Linked DNA regions of Homo sapiens: region 2 is linked to region 1. Evidence: read pairs that join two places in POLR2A ChIA-PET (ENCODE). Cell type or tissue: K562. All regions are shown on one strand. Links, peaks and the distances in the headings refer to the core of each region. The heading gives the core; the rest is flanking DNA.

The links. ChIA-PET counts read pairs that join two places held together with the same protein. Peaks named below come from ENCODE experiments on the same cell type or tissue, not always from the same donor. Only the 100,000 strongest peaks of a DNase experiment are listed, where the experiment ranks them.
Region 2: POLR2A ChIA-PET joins it to region 1 with 5 read pairs; 22 of 35 experiments call an interaction of 5 or more read pairs at or near these places.

The regions. Positions count from the first base shown.
Region 1 is chr20:50,056,628-50,061,996 of GRCh38, forward strand. It overlaps LOC105372655 (a long non-coding RNA gene), which reads right to left and starts at 937. Exons shown (of 4, transcript XR_936832.2): 1 at 441-937. RefSeq lists an enhancer at 262-351. In K562, for the core only: no CTCF peak of the experiment used is centred there; no DNase peak of the experiment used is centred there.
Region 2 is chr20:49,987,305-49,992,673 of GRCh38, forward strand. It overlaps SNAI1 (snail family transcriptional repressor 1), which reads left to right. Exons shown (of 3, transcript NM_005985.4): 3 at 568-1,582. The coding sequence ends at 752. Among named protein-coding and RNA genes, the nearest start is that of SNAI1, 7.0 kb to the left of the region's middle. RefSeq lists an enhancer at 2,358-3,110. In K562, for the core only: no CTCF peak of the experiment used is centred there; DNase peaks (open chromatin) are centred at 269 and 2,357.

The DNA.
Region 1 (5,369 bases), core at 125-5,124:
TTGATGATGATGTAGGTTGCTGCCTGAGGTTCACTACTACAGACCACACTGACTACGGGCACCCGGTGTCCGAGTCTTCGAGGACTCAGGCAGGTGCTGTCTAGACTCTGATGGTCAATTCTTAGAGGTAGAGCTGTGCAGGGTAGACACTTTTCCTCTTCTGAGAGCCATTGCTAATTTGCTTTCCCCAAAGTGTGTGTCCCTGTGTTGTCCCACCAGCACTGCGGCTGAAAGGGAAACTGAGGCACAGGGACAGTTGGCTGTTCAGAAGGGTGAGAGAAAACAGCTTCATAAGGAATCTCTACTAAAACAACATGCTTTCTCGGTTTCGTTTCTTTCTGATTGCAAAAGTGAAACATGTCCATTGAACAAACTTTAGAAAATACAGAGAATTGCAAAGTTAGAAAAGAAGGCCTCCTCCCTCCTCCCCACATACCTACCTCTAGTGGCTGGACAAAGACGAGGGTTTGGGCCGCAGGGCAAGCTGCCTGGTGTCCTTGCTATCCCCATGCCTGACTTGCTGTGTGGCCCCAGGCAAGTCTCAGCCTCTCTGGACCCCTGTGTCCTCATCTGTAACTGGGAATCCAAGGGTGCCAGACTCGAAAGGCTGTTGTAAGGATCAGGTGAGATCACGTGGGTACAGGAGTGGCCCAGCACAAAAGGTTTCATAAGAGGAGGCTATGATAGGTCTTCCTCCTGCCCCTCCGCTTGTGCGGCTGAATCCAGGATTTTTCCCTTGACTTGCCCCGCACAGTGAGGCCTGGCATTTTCTTCCCGCTCCCCATGCTGGCACGTGACACAGCCCCGGGCACATGGGAGGAACGTGATAAATGCTAATGGATGGCCCGGGAACGCCCTGTCCTCCACCAAGGTCCTGAAGTCTGAGCAGTGGTTGGTGACGGAAGACCTGGATGCGAAAAGCCGACCACCAGAGTCAAGACCCAGAGAAAACAGCAGGTGCCTGAGGCAAGGAAGCCGGGATTCCCAGACTCTGGCAGCCTGGCCCCAGCTGTCCCAGAGGGCACCCCGCCAGCCCCTGGGTCCACTCCACCCAGGGTCCAGCCCTGACTGCGCCAATGGCAGCAAAGATGGCAGGGACCCCAAGGGCAACTTCCCAACCACCAGCAGCATTTAGGGAGCACCAACTGTGTACCCCACTCTGGACTGGGCAGCATAGAGATTGTACCGCAGTGAATTCCTGGGGACCAGGGGTGGTGACTTCATTGTCTTCCTGTCCCTAGAGCCCAGCACTGGCTACTCATGGATTCAAACATTTATGGTGCACCTACTGTGTACCAGTGACTATGCTGAGTGCATCTGCCTGCCAAGAGAGGGAATTTCTGGACCATATATTTAGGGAGGGGAGGAAGACAGTGCACTTTCTTTTTTTTTTTTTAATCTTTTGTTGTTGTTGTTGTTGAGATGGAGTCTCACTTTGTCGCCCAGGCTGGAGTGCAGTGGCACAATCTCGGCTCACTGCAACCTCTGCCTCCTGGGTTCAAGTGATTCTCCTGCCTCAGCCTCCAAAGTAGCTGGGATTACAGGCGCCTGCCAACATGCTTGGCTAATTTTTATGTTTTTAGTAGAGACAGGGTTTCTCCATGTTGACCAGGCCAGTCTCGAACTCCTGACCTCAGGTGATCCACCCGCCTCGGCCCCCCAAAGTGCTGGGATTACAGATGTGAGCCGCCACGCCCGGCCGAGAGTGCACTTTTCTATCAAAGTTTTTTTTTTTTTTTTTTTTAACTGAAAGCAGTCTTTTCGTAAGTAAATAAACATAAAGAATTCCCAAGTTAAGCCGGGAGCGGTGGCTCATCCCTGTAATTCTAGCGCTTTGGGAGGCCAAGATGGGAGGATTGCTTGAGCCTGGGAGTTTGAGACCAGCCTGGGCAACATAGAGAGACACCATCTCTACAAAAAAAATCAAAACATTAGCTGGGTATGGTGGCGCCTGTCTGAAGTCCCAGTTACTCGGGAGGCTCAAGTGGGAGAGTTGCTTGAGCCTGGGAGGTCGAGGCTGTAGTGAGCTGTGATTGCACCATTCCAGCTTAAGCCACAGAGCGAGACCCTGTCTTTAAAAAAATAAAAAATTCCCAAGTTAGAAAAAAAGACAACCCTACCACCTACCAGTGATAGGAGGAAGTTCGGGGGCCTTGGGAGCGCCAGAGGAAGCACCTGACATAGACTGTAGGGCCAGGAGAGGCTTCCAGGAGGAAGTGAGTTCCAGGCAACGACCCCAGGAAGCATGAGAGGGAAGTTGGGTGGAGGGAAATAGGCCTTTGGGAGGCCGCTGCCCAGGCCTGGCAAGGCAGGCTGGGTGACTGGGTGCTGATGGTCTCACCCATCCCAGCCCAGCCGAAGGTGAGGGCTCTGTCCGATGCTTCTTGGCAGAGCTTATTGCAGTTGTAACGAAAGCATCACTTCTGTAATTATGTTTCTGTCTTCCTCCCTCCCACCCCACCTCTGAACTGGAGCTCTATGAGGGCAGAGCCCGTCCTGTCTGCCTCATCCACCATACTGTCCCCTGGGCCTGGAGCACACAGTAGGTGCTTATGGTGGATGACCTTCTGTTCCCCTGAAGTTCATGTCTACCAGGAACCTCAGAATGTGACCATATTTGGAAGTAGGGGCATTGGCTGATTAATTAGATAGGGATCTCCAGATAAGATCACACTGGAGTTGCGGTGGGCCCGAAGTCCAATGCCTGGTGGCCTTGTAAGAAGAGGAGTGGGAAGGCCAGGCATGGTGGCTCACACCTGTAGTCCCAGCACTTTGGGAGGCTGAGGCTGGTGGATCACTTGAGGCCAGGAGTTCGAGACTAGCCTGGCCAACATGGTGAAAGCCCATCTCTACTGAAAATACAAAAATTACCTGGGCGTGGTGTTGCACACCTGTAATTCCAGGTACTCGGGAGGCTGAGGCAAGCGAATCACTTGAACCTGGGAGGCGGAGGCTGCAGTGAGTCATGATCACGCCACTGCACTCCAGCCTGGGTGACAGAGCAAGACTCTGTCTCAAAAAAAAAAAAAAAAAAAAAAGAAGAAGAAGAAGAAGAGGAGGAGGATACACAGAGAGGCACAGAGGAGAAGGCCGTGTGAAGACAGAGGCAGGAACTGGAGAGATGCGGCCACAAGCCCAGGGGTGCCGAGGAACCCTGGGGAACACCAGGAGCTGGAATAAGGTGAAGGCGGGTAATTGCCCGGAGCCTTCAGAGGGGCGCACCCTGCTGATGCCCTGACTTCAGACTTCTGGCCTCCAGAACTGTGGGAGGACATATTTCTCTGTCTCTCTCTCTCCTTTTTTTTTTTTTTTTTTTGAGACAGAGTCGCCCAGGCTGGAGGCGCCTCCTCCCGGGTTCACGCCATTCACGCCATTCTCCTGCCTCAGCCTCCTGAGTAGCTGGGACTACAGGCGCCCGCCACCACGCCCAGCTAATTTTTTTCGTATTTTTAGTAGAGACGGGGTTTCACCATGTTAGCCAGGATGGTCTCGATCTCCTGACCTCGTGATCCGCCCGCCTTGGCTTCCCAAAGTGCTGGGATTACAGGCGTGAGCCACCGCGCCCGGCCTTTTTTTTTTTTTTTTTTTTTTTGAGACATGGTCTTGCTTTGTCGCCCAGGCTGGAGTGCATTGGTGCAATCTCAGCTCACTGCAGCCTCGACCTCTCCAGGCTCAAGTGATCCTCCCACCTCAGCCTTCCTAGTAGCTGGGGCTCCAGACACGAACCACCACGCCCAGCTGATTTTTGTATTTTTTGTAGAGATGGGGGTCTCGCCATGTTGCCCAGGCTAATACTTCTCTTTTTCTAAGCCACCACGTTTATGGCAGCCCTGGAAGACTCGTTCGGATTTTGCTGTGTGAATAAATGTGTGAATGAATGAATGAATGAGAGAAGGAATGAATGGAGAGCTCCTTTGAGTTGTGCAGGGCCCGCGGGGTGTGGCCAGATGTCTGCCTAAGGGCCATAGGGAGCTATGGCAGGGTCCCAGCCGGGAGCTGGTTGGGTCTTCCTAGTAGCTGGGACTCCAGACATGCACCACCACGCCCAGCTGATTTTTGTATTTTTTGTAGAGATGGGGTCTCGCCATGTTGCCCGGGCTGATACTTCTCTTTTTCTAAGCCACCACGTTTGTGGCGGCCCTGGAAGACTCGTTTCGGGGCATTTCAGGGCTGTTGTTCAGGCTGTGTTGGGGGCTGGATGCTGTCCAGCCAGTGAGGTGGGGGCTGTGAAGAGCTGTTGAGGGCCCGGCCTCAAGGAGGTAACCAGGAAATCAGGTTCTGTGGAACCCCTAATCCCAGAAGCCCATGTCCACACCCAACGTGGACACCCACAGCCGAGATTTCGGGGGTCTCTCCCCTTCTGGTGCCTTGCAGATAAGTTAGAGCCAATGTTTATCCCCGAGTTCTGAATGCACCTCAGAAGGTCCACCCAAGTGAGTCTCATCACCTTCGGCTACAGCCCAGAGCTCAGGCAGTTGGGAGGGAAGTTCTCCACCTGTCTGCCCTTCGTCCCTCTTGCTGTGACTCTGGAAGTCGGGAGGCAGCAGGATGCAGGGGAAAGAGCCTAGATCCTGACTCTGCCCAGTGACTGGAGTGACTGTTCCTCACTAAGCCCCATTTTCCCCATCTGTAATTGGGGAAAAGTCATCTGGCTTTGTAGAAGCTGTTGTGGAGAGTGGAGGCCAACATGGGCTGGCAGAACACCCAGCACATAGTAGGTGCTTCCTAGGAGAAGTGGGCCCTGGGTCCCCTCTCCAGGCACAGCCCTGAGTCTTAAAGGGAGACTCTGGCTTTCCCAACCTCAGATCTTTTGAAAGCCCTGACACCTTCCCTGTGGCCTGTCCAGTGGCCCCACAAGGCCACCCTATCCCCCAAGGAGCTTGACAACCTCGGAGGGAGTAAGACTTGAATTTCATGCTCATAAAATGACTGGAATCAAAGCAGGGCTTATGACATGGAGCTGTTTTGAAGTTGGCCCAGGGCAGGAGGGGCGTGAAATTCCTGGCTGTTTTGGCCCCTCTTCAGAGAAACTGGGGCCCCTGGCAGGATGTCTGGGGCCCAGGCAGGAGGTTAATGGCTGGCTACCTGAGGTACCTGCCATTTTAGCAATGATCCAAATGCCAACATAGACTTTTGGGGAAAAAATTCTAAGTTTTAGAGAAGACAAATGGGAAAACTCAATTGAAAACCCCCCCCTTATCTGGGGCTGGAGACGGTGAGGACCCAATGGTTGCAGTGTGGGAACTTGGGCCCTGTAGCTAGGCTTCCCATCCCTGCCTTGCCACTTACTTGCTGTGTGACGTTGGGCATATTGCCTAGCCTCTCTGTGCCTCAGTTTCCTTCTCTGTTGAGTGGGCCTAATACCAGTC
Region 2 (5,369 bases), core at 91-5,090, 69 kb before region 1:
TTTGGCCCCCAACAGAGTAAATCAAGGAATGACTCCAGGACTGATGGTAAGGACACCAGTCACGTCCTCCCTTGACTGAAGGCAGTAAGGGCAGTAGGTGAAATCAGAGGCTTTGGGGTCCTGCCAGGGGAACCTGAACATGCTACTTCTGGGCCTCAGTTTCACTGTCTCTGAAATGAGACCACAGTAGGATCAAGTGACAGTAGGATGAATCAGTAAAGGTGTTGAGTCATTGTTGACCACTTCGCACGTCCCTGCGGGATGTGGATGAGTACCCTACCTTCTGTCACTTATCAACCCCTATGAGTGGGGGGTGAATAGCCCCATTTTACAGGTGGGAAAATGGAGGCTCAGAGAAGCCAGACAACTTGCTCAGAGTTGCACAGTGGGAAGCAGCAGAGCTCCGTCAGGTCCCGGCCTTTGGACCCTGGCTGTGTGTTTGACGGAGGCCTGGCTTTCCTGGGATCATGGGATTCTTTCAGGGTTTGGGGTATGCGGGGAGGGATTCCCATCACTGCCAGCCGTTGTCCCACGGCTCACTCGGCCTTTCTGGCGTTCTCTCCCCAGGCGAGAAGCCCTTCTCCTGTCCCCACTGCAGCCGTGCCTTCGCTGACCGCTCCAACCTGCGGGCCCACCTCCAGACCCACTCAGATGTCAAGAAGTACCAGTGCCAGGCGTGTGCTCGGACCTTCTCCCGAATGTCCCTGCTCCACAAGCACCAAGAGTCCGGCTGCTCAGGATGTCCCCGCTGACCCTCGAGGCTCCCTCTTCCTCTCCATACCTGCCCCTGCCTGACAGCCTTCCCCAGCTCCAGCAGGAAGGACCCCACATCCTTCTCACTGCCATGGAATTCCCTCCTGAGTGCCCCACTTCTGGCCACATCAGCCCCACAGGACTTTGATGAAGACCATTTTCTGGTTCTGTGTCCTCTGCCTGGGCTCTGGAAGAGGCCTTCCCATGGCCATTTCTGTGGAGGGAGGGCAGCTGGCCCCCAGCCCTGGGGGATTCCTGAGCTGGCCTGTCTGCGTGGGTTTTTGTATCCAGAGCTGTTTGGATACAGCTGCTTTGAGCTACAGGACAAAGGCTGACAGACTCACTGGGAAGCTCCCACCCCACTCAGGGGACCCCACTCCCCTCACACACACCCCCCCACAAGGAACCCTCAGGCCACCCTCCACGAGGTGTGACTAACTATGCAATAATCCACCCCCAGGTGCAGCCCCAGGGCCTGCGGAGGCGGTGGCAGACTAGAGTCTGAGATGCCCCGAGCCCAGGCAGCTATTTCAGCCTCCTGTTTGGTGGGGTGGCACCTGTTTCCCGGGCAATTTAACAATGTCTGAAAAGGGACTGTGAGTAATGGCTGTCACTTGTCGGGGGCCCAAGTGGGGTGCTCTGGTCTGACCGATGTGTCTCCCAGAACTATTCTGGGGGCCCGACAGGTGGGCCTGGGAGGAAGATGTTTACATTTTTAAAGGTACACTGGTATTTATATTTCAAACATTTTGTATCAAGGAAACGTTTTGTATAGTTATATGTACAGTTTATTGATATTCAATAAAGCAGTTAATTTATATATTAAAAAGTCTTTGGTGTCATAGAGGAGTGGGTATTTTGAAAGGTCTTTGGTAAGGGAGGAGGGGACAGGAATTCCTGAAGCTTAGATATTTCTGACACAGCCTTAAATCTTGTCCTTGGAAACATCATAGGGCTTTGGAGTCCTGGGTGTCACTGTCAGGGACCTTATGAGACTGGGTTTTCCCGTTGGCCTGGGTGTCCTGTCTGCTGCTGTTTGGGTGAGCCAGCGGCATCCATACGAGCTCTTCACTATACACTGTGGCTTTTTACTTTCTCGTTCTTGAATTTTGAAGTTGATCTGGCCCACGGAGTGCAAAGCTGGCTTCCTGGGTCTTATCAACTAGACAGGCTGCAAAGCTCTGCCCCAGCACTGCAGGTCTTTTGGGGTGGGATTGTCCGCTTCCCCCAGATGCGAGTGGAATGCGACCAAGGAGACAGAGGATGTCCTTCCTGTTTCCAAGGGCTCCAGGCCCCCTTGGGCCTCCTTGTCAGTCCCACACCTCCGTCTTGCTGCTGGGTACCAAATGGCCTTTGATGCGAGGAAATTGGCTGGCTGGAGCCAGTAGGGTGAGAAGCCAGGCCAAAGGGTAGGGGTCACTCAGCTTCCTGCTCCGAGGACGGCGGGACGGTCAGCATGCGTCTTGGGCTAGGGTAATTCATTCCCCGCCAGCCGATGGTGGTGACCTCACCACTGGGGGCCTCTTGGGGCCAGGAGAAAATGAGTGTCCTTTTTGAACACAAAAGGTGCTGGAGGTGCCAGTTTCCTGTGAGGAGCTGAGGCGTCCCAGAGCTTCGGAGCCCCAGAGTCAGGCTGGGGGTGGGGGGAGCTTCATGTTCCAAAGGAGAGATGATTCTTTCTTCTAAACAGGAAATGGTGACCCGCAGGCCGGGAGCAGCCCTTAATGACTTGCAGCTTTCCTCCCAAAAGGAAAAAAAAAAACGTTCTCTAACAATCGCCAAATTGTGGCCTGCCTCCCTGAAGGGAAGTTAGGGAGTTGGGGGGATGGGGGTTGGGCATCCATGAGCTGAAGGCCTACTGTGTCCTGGGTCCCTGCGGGTCCCTCTAGGTCGTCTCCATCCACCCACAGTAGGTGCTGAATGAATGATTTCATGACTTCACATAATCCCTGGGGGTCGGGCCTCCGGAAAATGAGGCACAGAGGTGGGCTTGCCTGAGGTCACCAAGCCCGGCCCCTCAGGTCATCCTGGGAGTTCGGTAGGCTGGGCTCATGCCGCTGACTCTCAGGGCACCTGGAGCAAGGCTCTCTCCCTCTGGGGGCCCCAGTTTCTGTGTCTATAAAACAGGGTGACAGTAGTGCCTTCCTCTCGGAGACTGTACAGAGGCATTCATTCATTCAGGGGTTTCGAGGGTACCATATGTGCCAGGCCCTGGGGTTACACCCGTGAACAAGACAGGCCATCCCTGCGTTCATGGGACGTATGTTCTGGTCGGGGAGAGAGAAAGCAAACAAGTGATTAAATAAACAAGCCGCTTTTCTACAGTGATGGTGCCAGGACAGAATGAAAGGGTGCCAGGCACTAGAGAACAACGGGGTGGGGCTCCCCAGGCCAAGGCAGTGAGAGCCCTGGAAGAGCTGAATTCCAGCCCGGACCTGAAGGAGGAGAAAGATGCCGGCAGGGAAGGATCTGGGGGAGGGAATAGCAAGCCTGCTGGAATGTGCTGCCCCCATGAGAAAGACCAGGATGGCGGAGGGACTGGGAAGACAGGGTGGGAGAGGAGAGTGGGCCCAGCTCTGCAGAGCTTGTGGTGCTAAGCAGGTGGGAATTTTGTCTAAGCCCCTAGGGCAGCCACTGGGGCTGTAAAGCAGGAGAGTGCTGAGGCCTGCTGTTACCTTTCCTACAAAGATCTCCCTGGCTGCTTGGGAGAATGGATCTCAGGGGTCCAGGAGGAGAAAGACAAAGGCAGGGAGACCATGAGAAAGCCAGAGGGGGCCAGGCACCCTGGCTCATGCCTGTAATCCCAGCAATTTGGGAGGCTTAGACAGGCAGATCACCTGAGGCTAGGAGTTCGACACCAGCCTGGCTAACATGGCAAAACCCCGTCTCTACTAAAATAAAAAATTACCCGGGCATGGTGGGGCATATGCCTGTAGTCCCAGCTACTTGGGAAGCTGAGGCAGGAGAATCGCTTGAGGTCGGGAGCTGAGATCTCGCCACTGCACTCCAGCCTGGGTCACAGAACGAGACCTTGTCTCAAACAAACAAACAAACAAAAAAGGGCCAGAGGGGAGGGAGGGAAGGAAAGGAGGGAGGATGGTGGCCTGGCTCAGGGTGTTGGTGGCCTTGGAGATGAAGCCTGTATTTAAGAAACTTGTGGCAGTTGTGGCCACCCAGCCCATGGCCCAGCACACCTGAGCCCTAGTGGGTGACAGTTATTTAGTATTATTATCTGGGGAACTGGGCATGGTGGTTCACATCTGTGTAGTCCTAGCTATTTAGAGGCTGAAGTGTGAGGGTTGCTGGAGCCCAGGAGTCCAAGGCCAGCCTGGACAACACATCGAGACATTGTCTCTACAAAAAAATTTAAAAATTGGCCGGGCGAGGTGGCTCACGCCTGTAATCCCAGCACTTTGGGAGGCCAAGGTGGGGCAGATCACTTGAGGCCAGGAGTTCGAGACCAGCCTGGCCAACATGGTGAAACCCCGTCTCTACTAAAAATACAAAAATTAGCTGGGTGTGGTGTCATATGCCTGTAATCCCAGCTACTTGAGAGGCTGAGCACGAGAATCCCTTGAACTTGGGAGGCAGAGGTTGCAGTAAGCCGAGGTCGTGCCACTGCACTCCAGCCTGGGCTACAGAGTGACACTCTGTCTCAAAAAAAAAAAAAAAAAAAAAAAAAAAAAAGTCCGGGCTTGGTGGAGCACACCACCAAGGGGATGTTGGATCTAGTGGGGGTAGATACTATGAAGCTGAGAAAAGAATGGGGAAAGCCTCTATATTCTGATCCTGAGCAAACCCCAAAGCACTAAGTGAAAAAGAAATCACCGGCAGATGTGCTCCCTTCTGTGGGCAGAAGAGGGATGAAAATCATCAACACGTGATTCATTCTTGTTTGTATTTGCATACGGAGACTCTGGAGGTTAGGACAATATACTAACAAAAGTGGTTCCCTGGTGGGTTGCAGGAGGTGGGATTGGGGTGGACAAGGACTGGAGGGAGGGAAGAAGGGAGCCATTTTTTAAAGATTTTTAAGACGTTTTACTTTGAAATAATTGCAGCCTGACAGAAATTGCAAGAAACAGTAAACTGGAATCGTACATTCAGATTCTTCAATACGTTAACGTTTTATCATGGATACATCTTCCCTCTCTTCCTAGACATACACACACATTATTTAGTTCTGAACCATTTGAATTTTTTTTTTTTTTCAGATGGAGTCTCGCTGTGTCACCCAGGCTGGGATGCAATGGCGTGATCTCGGCTCACTGCGACATCTGCCTCCTGGGTTGAAGCGATTCTTGTGCCTCAGCCTCCCCAGTGGCTGGAATTACAGGCATGTGCCACCATGCTCGGCTAATTTTTGTATTTTTAGTAGAGACGGGGTTTCACCATATTGGCCAGGCTGGTCTCGAACTTATGGCCTCAAGTGATCTGCCCGCCTCAGCCTCCCAAAGTGCCGGGATTACAGGTGTGAGCCACGGCGCCCGGCCTGAACCATATGAGAGTAAGTTATAGACACAGTGCCCCTTTACTGCTAAATATTTAAGCTATGTGTCCTAAGGATAAGGACATTCTCCCATAGTTTCATGATCAAAATTAGGAAATTTAACATT